Regions from separate parts of the Homo sapiens genome. Here region 1 is linked to region 2. A link is an interaction called in ENCODE POLR2A ChIA-PET data of the cell type or tissue named here. Cell type or tissue: IMR-90. All regions are shown on one strand. Links, peaks and the distances in the headings refer to the core of each region. The heading gives the core; the rest is flanking DNA. Region 1 overlaps TNFAIP6 (TNF alpha induced protein 6). Region 2 has its middle 27 kb from the start of LINC02612.

What was found. Peaks named below come from ENCODE experiments on the same cell type or tissue, not always from the same donor. Only the 100,000 strongest peaks of a DNase experiment are listed, where the experiment ranks them.
Region 1: POLR2A ChIA-PET joins it to region 2 with 8 read pairs; 2 of 35 experiments call an interaction of 5 or more read pairs at or near these places.

The regions. Positions count from the first base shown.
Region 1 is chr2:151,361,628-151,367,015 of GRCh38, reverse strand. TNFAIP6 (TNF alpha induced protein 6) reads right to left here. Exons shown (of 6, transcript NM_007115.4): 2 at 2,936-3,073; 3 at 799-960. All of the region lies in intron 2 of LOC101929319 (a long non-coding RNA gene), which reads left to right. Among named protein-coding and RNA genes, the nearest start is that of MIR4773-1, 4.0 kb to the left of the region's middle. In IMR-90, for the core only: no CTCF peak of the experiment used is centred there; no DNase peak of the experiment used is centred there.
Region 2 is chr2:150,598,855-150,604,242 of GRCh38, reverse strand. No RefSeq gene overlaps it. Among named protein-coding and RNA genes, the nearest start is that of LINC02612, 27 kb to the left of the region's middle. In IMR-90, for the core only: no CTCF peak of the experiment used is centred there; a DNase peak (open chromatin) is centred at 2,552; H3K27ac peaks cover 1,858 bases.

The sequences.
Region 1 (5,388 bases), core at 122-5,121, 760 kb before region 2:
GCCAGGAAGACTTTGTAACATACTGTAATATTTTGTAACATTGTCCTGGTGGAAATATACCCAAAAAGAACAGCCTACTTTTTCTCCAAGAACGTGACCTAAGAATAATTCTTTATAGTAATTATGAGTTAATTTTCTCATTATTTCCTAGTTGCAAGCAAACATGGAAAAAATATGAATAAAAATATATGGTATAATGATAGCTAGTATATACAGTATATAATTGTTAAACCATAGAATTAGAGTTGCTTAGTTTGGAAGTACTAGCATATATACACAAAAAGAAATTAAGGAAAGAATTTATTTGTTTACTTTGTCTCCTTTTCCCCGTTGTATCAAAAGGACAATTTTGAATAGTTACCATTTGGTAGCATCACTTTATTGTTTTAGCTAATTTACTGTGACAAGTTTTTAATCTGCTTTTTTATTTTCTTTTTCTTTATGGCTGGGAAGTTCCCTGGCACAGAGAAGATCTGAATTCTCAGTCCCATCTGCCTAATCATTATTGACTCCTGATTTGGGGTTACTTAATTCTCTAAGTTTCAATTTCCTGATTTCTAAAATAGGTATAACAATAGCTCCTTGAAGAATTATTGTGAATATTAAGTTAGAGTGTAGACGAAGGAACACAACTCAATGTCGGGTATAGTATAAGCACTTTATGAATTGTAGTTATTAGTAGTAGTTATTATTACCAAAATCAATTATTTCTGGAAAAAGTAGCCATTTCTTTTTTAACAACCTCTTAGCAGCATGGAACTGTTTTTGCAAAACATAAAATTATTATTTTTAACACACCGTGTGGGTTGTAGCAATAGGCATCCCATCTTTCACTCCTATTGAGACGGATTCCATAATCAATAATGCCAGTTTTTCCAAATCCACAGTTGGGCCCTGGCTTCACAATGGGGTATCCAACTCTGCCCTTAGCCATCCATCCAGCAGCACAGACATGAAATCCTGCAAGAAGAAAAAGAGTTATGGACTAAACAGGTAAACTGTCTTGGCTAAGCAAAAGTCATCTTAGCAAAGATAGCCACTTCCAATAGTAAGTTTCTTAACTGGTCAAATCCAGTTCATGTAAAAGGGAGAAAATTGCTTCCTTAATTAGACAAAGTGTGAATACACATGAAATATAACTTCTGATTTTTATTGGAAAACTACCTCTTACTTGAAAAAAATGCAAATGGACTACAAATTATTGTGGGTATGAAACTAATCCAAGTTCAGAGCTGGCTTCTTTTCACAAATGACGTATGGAATGCCATGAGACAATTTCTGAAATTATCAATTTTGAAAAAATATTTTCAAGTGGTAATTTAATTTCTATTTTAGGATCAATTAAGATATTTGTAATATCTTATTTATCTATTTTTTGAGACAGAGTGTCACTCTGTCACCCAGGCTGGAGTGGGGTGGTGCAATCTTGGCTCACTCCAACCTCCGCCTCCTGGGTTCAAGCAATTCTCCTGCCTCAGCCTCCTGAATAGCTGGGCTTACAGGCATGCACCACCATGCCCAGCTAATTTTTGTATTTTTAGTAGAGATGGGGTTTCTCCATGTTGGCCAGACTGGTCTCAAACCCCTGACCTCAAGTGATCTGCCCACCTCACCCTTCCGAAGTGCTAGGATTACAGGCATGAACCACCACGCCTGGCCTATTTATTTATTTAGAGACATGGTCTTGCTCTGTCATCCAGGCTAGAGTGCAGTGGCATGAACACAGCTCACTGCAGCCTCCACCTCCTGGGTTCAAGCAATCCTCTCACCTCAGTCTTTAGAGTAGCTGTGACCACAGGTGTGCATCACCACACCTGGCTAATTTTTTAATTTTTTTTGTAGAGATGAGGTTTCGCTATGTTGCCTAGGCTGGTCTTGAACTCCTGAGCTCAAGCAGTCCAAAGTGCTGGGATTACAGGTGTGAACCACTGCACCCTATCAGATATTCATAATGTTTTAGAAGATTTGAATAAAGATAAATTCTCTCATACATTTCAAACAAAGGCTCAGCCCTGTTTCCTTTGCTCAGCCTCAGAGGCTGTTTTAGTATCTGTCAATGCCACCAAGAGCAATTTTACTAGAGGTCCAGGATGGCCAGTAAAGACTATGGGCTTTGTCTCTTCCACTCCAGTTACTATGCCCCATGCCGCCCCCTGATTACAGACCAGCAGTCATCTGGGGAGGCTTTGGGGCATTTGAGAAAACACTCTTATTTTTTTTCTTGAGTAATGTATCAACTTTGCCGGATGTTATCCAGTCAGCAAAGGAGTTCTGAATGGGGGTGGCCCATTCTCCCCAAAGGCCAAGAGAGATGGTAGCAATCCACTTTTGTATAAAGAAGCATGTAACACCAGTTGATTGCTGGGATTTTCACCAGGTCTTCTGATACCATCTTCCCAGTTTCTTTCTGCTTCTATCTCACGACCTTCCTGTCCTCCTTTTCCTTATAGCTTTTGATCCTGAAGTACAAATACATTCTCCCACTTAATGGAAAAAAATTGGGGAAAAAAGCCACTAAATTCAATATTTCTCTACCAAGTAAATTTCCTTGTAAGACTCAATATAGTACTATAGCATCATTTAACAGCCACCATACTGAGAAGTCAAAGAGATAGAACAATACTAAAAAGAATAGCAATGGCATTGAAATTAATGAGAAATTTAAATAATATTGAAATAATGAGGTTTTCATTTTCTTTTGACTTGTATTTTATTAGGTCACACTGGGTTAAGACTCCACATAAGTTGGTGGTACTAGGAACTGTCTGCCAACTCTAGGCAGATGGATAGGAGAAGTCAGAGAGCAGAAATGTCCTAGGGGCTTAGTGATATATCAGAAGGGGGTTGGAGAAAGAAGTCTTACTAGGGCTTAGGAAAGATGGATTTTTTTCCTCCAAGGATAAAAAAGAAGAAAAATCATTGTGAAATCAGTTACCAATTTTTCTGGCTGCCTCTAGCTGCTTGTAAGTTGCGAGATGGCCGCCTTCAAATTCACACACCGCCTTAGCTTCTGCGTAGGTGAGCTTGTATTTGCCAGACCGTGCTTCTCTGTGGTACACACCGGCTGCTCGTTCTGCAAAATCAGATGATGTCATAAAAGCACTGTTGTTCCTTCTTACGGAACAGGGGAAATTCTGTGGCCTCAGCTGGAAGATTACAACAGCTATTGTTCCTGCCAAAGGGCTTTCTGGGTTGGCTGCCTTGGGTAGCTAAGTTTTCACTGTTAGGAAACTTTGGGGAAAAATCTGAATGAGGGGGAATTTTAGGGGAATTTGGGGCCATAAACAGAAACTTTAGGCTAAATTATGTTTTTTTGTTTGTTTGGTTGGTTGGTTTTTGTTTTGTTTTGTTTTTTTGAGACGGAGTCTCTCTGTCTCCCAGGCTGGAGTGCAGTGGCGCGATCTCAGCTCACTGCAAGCTCCGCCTCCCGGGTTCACACCATTCTCCTGCCTCAGCCTCCCGAATAGCTGGGACTACAGGTGCCCGCCATCACGCCTGGCTAATTTTTTTTTTTTTTTTTAAAGTAGCGACAGGGTTTCACCGTGTTAGCCAGGATGGTCTTGATCTCCTGACCTCGTGATCCACCCGCCTCGGCCTCCCAAAGTGCTGGGATTACAGCCATGAGCCACTGGGCCTGGCCTAAATTGTGTTTTTGATCGATAGCCTGAAATAAAGTTTTCATTTTTTTTAATTTTGTATTTTTATTTTGTGAGACGGAGTCTCACTCTGTCGCCCAGGCTGGTGCAATCTGGGCTCACTGCAATCTCCGCCTCCTGGGTTCAAGCGATTCTCCTGCCTCAGCCTTCCGAGTAGCTGGGATTACAGGCATGTGCCACCACAATCAGCTAATTTTTGTATTTTTAGTAGAGACGAGGTTTCATCATGTTGGCTAGGCTAGTCTTGAACTCCTGACCTCAAGTGATCCACCTGCCTCGGCCTCCCAAAGTGTTAGGATTACAGACGTGAGACTCCGTGTCCGGCCTAAAATAAAGTTTTTAATACAACATTGTATTGCAACACTATCCACAGGTGATAAAGTTTTGGCTTTCTGTTGGATTTAAGCTATATAAAAACGTGCAAAGGTAAGCAATAGGGGAAAGAAAAGGAGGTGAAGGCAAAAGAAACTAGTGAAGATGGATCCATTATGTAGGCTCACAATGACGTAGAAAAATAAGCTAAAATATCCAATTGAGGGCAATGACTAATGCAATATAATTAAGAATTTAGGCCGGGCGTGGTGGCTCACGCCTATAATCCCAACACTTCGGGAGGCCGAGGCGGGCGGATCACGAGGTCAGGAGATCTAGACCATCCTGGCTAACACGGTGAAACCCTGTCTCTATTAAAAATACAAAAAATTAGCCAGGCGTGGTGGCAGGCACCTGTAGTCCCAGCTACTCGGGAGGCTGAGGCAGGAGAATGACATGAACCCGGGAGGCGGAGCTTGCAGTGAGCCGAGATTGCGCCACTGCACTCCAGCCTGGGCGACAGTGAGACTCTGTCTCAAAAAAAAAAAAAAAAAAAAAAAAAAAAAAGAATTTAGTAAGACAAATAAAAACTGAGGAAAGATCTGAAGGGATCCAAAGCAAATACTAAATTAGGGAAAAGAAAAATAGATTCAAACACAGCAGAGAAAAAACTGGACACACCTAACTACCAGTTAATGCCTCAATTTTTTATCTGATTTGTCTTTTTTAGTTCACATATTTTTCCCAACATATTTTAGGCAGTGTTAAGTCATACATGAGTTGTCTTCCAATAGATCACTGTTTAAATGGATTGTTTTGAGTTTGGAGTCCCTTCTACCATAGAAACAATGTGAAAAGATTCCCAGGACAATAGTCATAACATTAGCTCTGTAGTTAGCTCTAATAGTTCTATGTAGTCTGACATTATGGTTAAGTCTCTGTATTCTGACCTGTGCAATCAGCCACCCTTAGGACCATTTGCAGTGAGGACATACATATTTCTTGGCACCAAGAAATGAATCCAGGAGAATTAGAAATATAGTTCTTTGTTTTCCACCCCAAACTGAAGTTGACATTGCCACAGCTCAATAAGAGAGGGTGCTTGTTTTTCTGAACTCCAAGGATCCTGCTCTTATACATTACATAGTAAATCCCATTACTCACACACAGAGGACCTTAGTCAATCTGATGCTCGAGGTCAGAGAATACCAGGAACATCAGTCAAGTTGTTTCTCTATTGAAAGATGCCTGCTGCCCAGTGTCCTTCATACGGCAAAGCCTCATTAAACTTTTGCTAGTTTTCAATTTAGTTACTTTGAACATCATACCACGGGGTATTTTGCTAGGTGCTGTGGGTCAGGTTCTATCCTCAAGGAACTTGGACACTAGTGAATATTTTGAATTTCTTTATCTTGAAATA
Region 2 (5,388 bases), core at 133-5,132:
ATGTTGAGTGATTTTTTTAAAATCAAGATTGTATGCTTTTCTATTTACTATCTAAATGTGACTCAGAAAAATATAAGTATTTCCCTTTATATATATCCTTCACATTTCTTGTTGATTTCTTGATATTTTAATATTTTGCTGTTATTGTGAATGGGATCTTATATTTAATTTTATTTCTTACTATTTATTTTTGATATAAGGATAGTTGTTCATTATACTTTTTTAAACTGCCACCCTGAATGATTTCTTCTCTTTTCTCTGTTTTCTAATGCTTCTTTCAGGTATAAAATAATAATACTTGCTAGAATGTAGGTGGTGGGCATGCAGGTGCTCATTGTACAAGTTTTGCAAATTTTCTTTAGGTTTGAAATTGTTCATAATAGAACGTGGGGGTGATACTATTTTTTCCGAGTACACTAGGCCACACTTTGGATATTTCCTTATAACCCACCTATAATTGTATGGTTACATGAGATATTACTCAGTTCTGTTCTTATTTGGCCAAATACTTATTAGCTTTCTCATTACATTTTCTTATCCTTTATATTTCTAATCCCTTTTCTCCTTTTTTTAAAATCAGAGTGATGGCTAATTAAGACTAGGCTTATTTTATTATGTGCTATATTGAGAAATTTTGAAAAAAAATTTGATTTTAACTAACTTTAACATCATTTATTATTTGTATTATTCAGTGTTATTATCATTTGCAAGCACATGCTGCACAAGGTCCCTGCTCTGGAGATGATATTAAACCTCACATTTAATTATTATCTTGAAATTTTCTGGTATTCCAGGTAACAACAAAAGCTATGAGAGTCTAGAAATAATTAAAGCATATAATTAATATGACCAGTTTAATGTTATCATACACAATCTCCAATTGGCCAAATAAATATTTATTAAAATCTCCAAGCTTATTAAAACTAACATCTATTGGGACAATTTGTCAATGACCTCATTCATGATGCCTTATCATTCATGTACCATTAATTTCATTGTTTTTATGCTTCAGTGCTCAAATAGAACAAGAGGATTAACTTTAGTTATGATTTTATATGAGAATAAGTATGCAAATATCTAGTTTATAAACTGATTTATTTGTTACATTCTACCACACATGTCCCTGAGAAGTTTACAGAGCAGGCACCTTGCTATAGCTTATATTTTAGGCAAACCTGAGCGTGTGGACTTACAAATGAACTTCTTAAGGGATCACGTATTCACATATACTTACGCTGGCCATCACTAGAAATAATTTTAATAAAATGACATATTTATATTAGTTCCTTGGAATGCTTGTAAGCCTTCTCTAGACATCTGTGATGATGAAATATCTTTGTTATTTAACGTTAGTTGTATATTCTATCTCTTTCAGTTGAAATAACTGTTTAAACCAAAATGTAAGTGAAATGAAGTTTTTGCATATATCTAATCATATTTGCTGTATTTTTTCAGACTTCTAAAATGGATGTACGTACATATATCTAAATATATCTAATTTCCATTTTTATAAAACTAGGGCCATATTGATAATACAATTTTGTATTCTTTTTGCTTATTAGTATATTGTGTTTAAGAATGTCATTGAATTGGGTGTGGTGGCTCACGCCTGTAATCCCAACACTTTGGGAGGCTGAGGCGGGCGGATCACAAGGTCAGGAGATCGAGACCATCCTGGCTAACATGGTGAAACCCCAACTCTATTAAAAATACAAAAAAAATTAGCTGGGCATGGTGGCAGGCGCCTGCAGTCCCAGCTACTAGGGAGGCTGAGGCAGGAGAATGGTGTGAACCCGGGAGGCGGAGCTTGCAGTGAGCCGATATCACCCCCCGGACTCCAGCCTGGGTGACAGAGTGAGACTCCCTCTCAAAAAAAAAAAAAAAAAAAAAGAATGTCATTGAATAATCTCTAAAACTATAACTTATAATAGTATGAATCTGCCATAATTAATTTGCATATTGTTAAATCTTTGCTTATTTAATATCTGAAACAGAATCTTTTGTTCTCTAGAAGCTATTATGCTACTTTCAGGGCATAAAATAGATACACAGTAATTGTTAGAAAAAAAGAGAAAACTTTAAAAAGAAATAAAATACACCTTTTCTTTAGAAACTAATAATTACCTGGGAAGTGAGACAAAACACAGCTCAAGAGATGTGACATTTCCGAAATATAGCTGTGAACAGCTATAAAGATCCACAGAGAAGAAAGTGAAAGCTAATTTTTGATGTGGGAATAGGTATAGTAATTGTTTCAAAGGTCATTTCCTCAAAGGGATGATCAGTACAGACACTCACCTTGCCAGGGACTAAAGTTATTTCAATTCTGTTTACCAAGCAAAGGGTACACATGAAAATTTCTGAAGCTGTGGGTAGAACATTAAAACGCCTTACCTTCTCTGGAATTCTGACTGAGAAAGCACTGAACGCCAGCTGAAATTTCTCCAAAAAATTTCTGGTATGCTTCCTTCCATATAAAACAAACAAAAAAAGGAATGAAGGAAGAAAGTTCTCTAGGTCACAGGCTCCACATGCACAGCCTTCCCAAGCTTGGATGTTCTTTATTTGACTGAGCAGGCACATAACTGCAATCGGAAGGACTGTAGTGAGAGCTGGTCATATAAGCATAATGGCTAATACTAACAGAAAAAACACTTGCTCTGTGACTGGCTTTATTCTACCTAGCTTCCATACGCTGACTTACTAATCCACGCAATAACTATTGTGGTATGTCCCATTATAAGCTCCATATTATAGATGAAGAAACGGAGACAGAGAGAGGTTGGCTCAAAGTAGCACAGCTGGTTAGTGGTGAAGCTGGCATTCTAACCCTGGAGTCCACATTCTTAACCATTAGGACAAAGATGCCCAAACTTTCTTTGGTTCCTGGTACCTTTAGTATTACAGTAATTTTTTTTCACATTGCCCCAAAGCCAAGAGATATTTGAGTTTCATTTATTAAGTAGCTAAGTCAAAACAACTTAGTTTTATGTCCTAACAACTTAATAGCCATTTAAAAATAATACACATCCATTAAAATAAAATATATTTTAGTTCACTGGTACATAGCCACAATCAGTTACTAACATGCTGTGTGCACCTATTGGGCACTGCACAGCTTTTCAAATCCTGGAAATCAGACTAGGTATGGTTATCCTCATTTCCTAATTCACACTGATTGTGGTGCCATATTTGTTTTTATTATGTCAGTTGCCAAAAACTCAGCTTTACAATAAGAAGCTGTCATGGAAAGAAATGTAGCATGACCTAATAATGTTTAAACTATGTTTAAATGTTTAAACTACCTTGAGCTAGCAGGTCTCATGCTATTGGCAGATGTCAGTTAATACCATGTTTCCCTCCAAAGTTTAAAATACCTTGTAGCCCCTGTGAGTTCCCTGCACCACCCTGGGACACCTAAGTGCAGCTTGGGAATAGTGGCTGTAGAATTATATTGTCACTTGAGTTTAAGACTTGTCCAAAAATGAATTCTGATTGCTTTTAATTCAAAAGATGCCTTTTGAAAAATTATACTCCAAGTTGCCAGGTTCATTATTCAAAGCTTTACATATATTTAACTGAAAGATTCTTTCACTTGGCTTCGCACTCCTTTGAGAAAAGTATTACAAATCAGAGGGAATGAAAATGAAGCCATTTGGGGGATCTTAGCCATTTCAGGTTTGTACAGCTACAAAACATGGGGCTGAACTGAATGGTTTCTAAAGTCCTTTCTAAACTTCAATCACTGGAGTTTATACACTCAAGTCTTTTCTTTCTACTTATAGATATAATATTGCTTTTCCACGTGAGGATTCCTCCTCCCTCCCTCTCCCCTCAGTTTCCCTAAGCATTGAGCCATAGACTATGATACAATAAACACACTAGATTCCCGTTGAAAGACCTCTGGGGTTCTACTCTGAGCTCTGACATACACCACCTGTAAGACCTTGGGCAAGTCACCTCACCTTTTTGCACTCTTTCTCCTAATTTATAAAAATGAGGACAGCAGTGACTGTCTCACCAAACTGTGGTAGGGTTAAAACAGTGTGTGTGCCATAATCCTCTTCAAATTGTAAAGCACTATATGATTCTATTATTAATATGATGATATTCTAGTGGTGTTAACATCTCTCCACATTAGTGCCACCAATAGGCTGTGGTGATAATTACAATTTATTAGGGGAAAAATGTTTTTTAGGGTTTCTTAATTTATAATCTATATATGCCAATCCAACACCAAAAAATTCTGCTCATTTATAATCATTTTAATGCTAGGTTGATTAAATAAACACATATACTGCAATCTATCTTTAATCTAGCTTTGTTCTTCTTAGTGCCTGATCATTTTGATGGCTGCCAACAAATTCTGAAATTATTTAAACATATTTTTAAACAAAAACAGACACAAAGCATGAGACTCTAAACTCACTCATTATAACTCATTGAAAGTTAAAACCCATTAAAAGTTAGCTCCTATCACCCCAGAAAATGAAAATATGACTTTGTTTTTAAGCTAGTAAAGATTCCTCTTAGCAAACATTATATAAGTCAGATAGTAATATTTTGTTGCTTTGGGGAAAATATTTTCATCTGATTGAGTGGGACATTCAGAATATAGTTAAAGATGCCATTTATTGCATTATTGTTTCCTCTTTGCCTTAAAGGAGTTTTCTCTGTTCTTGATGTGAAGAATGTTGTAATGTTGTATTTCTCCTATGAACTTTTTTTTTTTTTTTTTTTTTTTTTGAGATGGAGTCTCCATCTGTCGCCAGACTGGAGTGCAGTGGTGCAGTCTCCGCTCACTGCAACCTCCTCCGCCTTCCGGGTTCAAGTGATTCTCCTGCCTCAGTCTCTTGAGTAGCTGGGACTACAGGCCACGCCCAGCTAATTTTTGTATTTTTAGTAGAGATGGGGTTTCACCATGTTAGCCAGGATGGTCTCGAACTCTTGACCTCGTGATCTACCCGCCTTGGCCTCCCAAAGTGCTGGGATTACAGGCGTGAACCACCGTGCCCGGCCTGAACTTCTTTTTTTAATATTTTTTCTCTTTGCCTTTGTCTGTTAGCAAGTTTGGAGACAAAATGGCTTCCACTTCACATGCTAATATAATTCCCAATTTTAGTTAAGTCCTTGCTCTTATTTTTCCCTTTGTCTCTTTTTTTTTTTTTTTTTACCAATATTCATTTATTCATTCCTTTTCTTACCAATATTCATTTTATTTTATTTTGTACATTTTGTGGATTATTTTAAAATACAACAAATCCTTTAGAGAACAAATCATGGTACATAAAAGTTATTTATCACATAGAAAAATATCCTAACAAATGGAAATACACTCAGCCTGATTATCAGACCAGGCTCTGACAAAAAATGCATGGCTCATCCAAG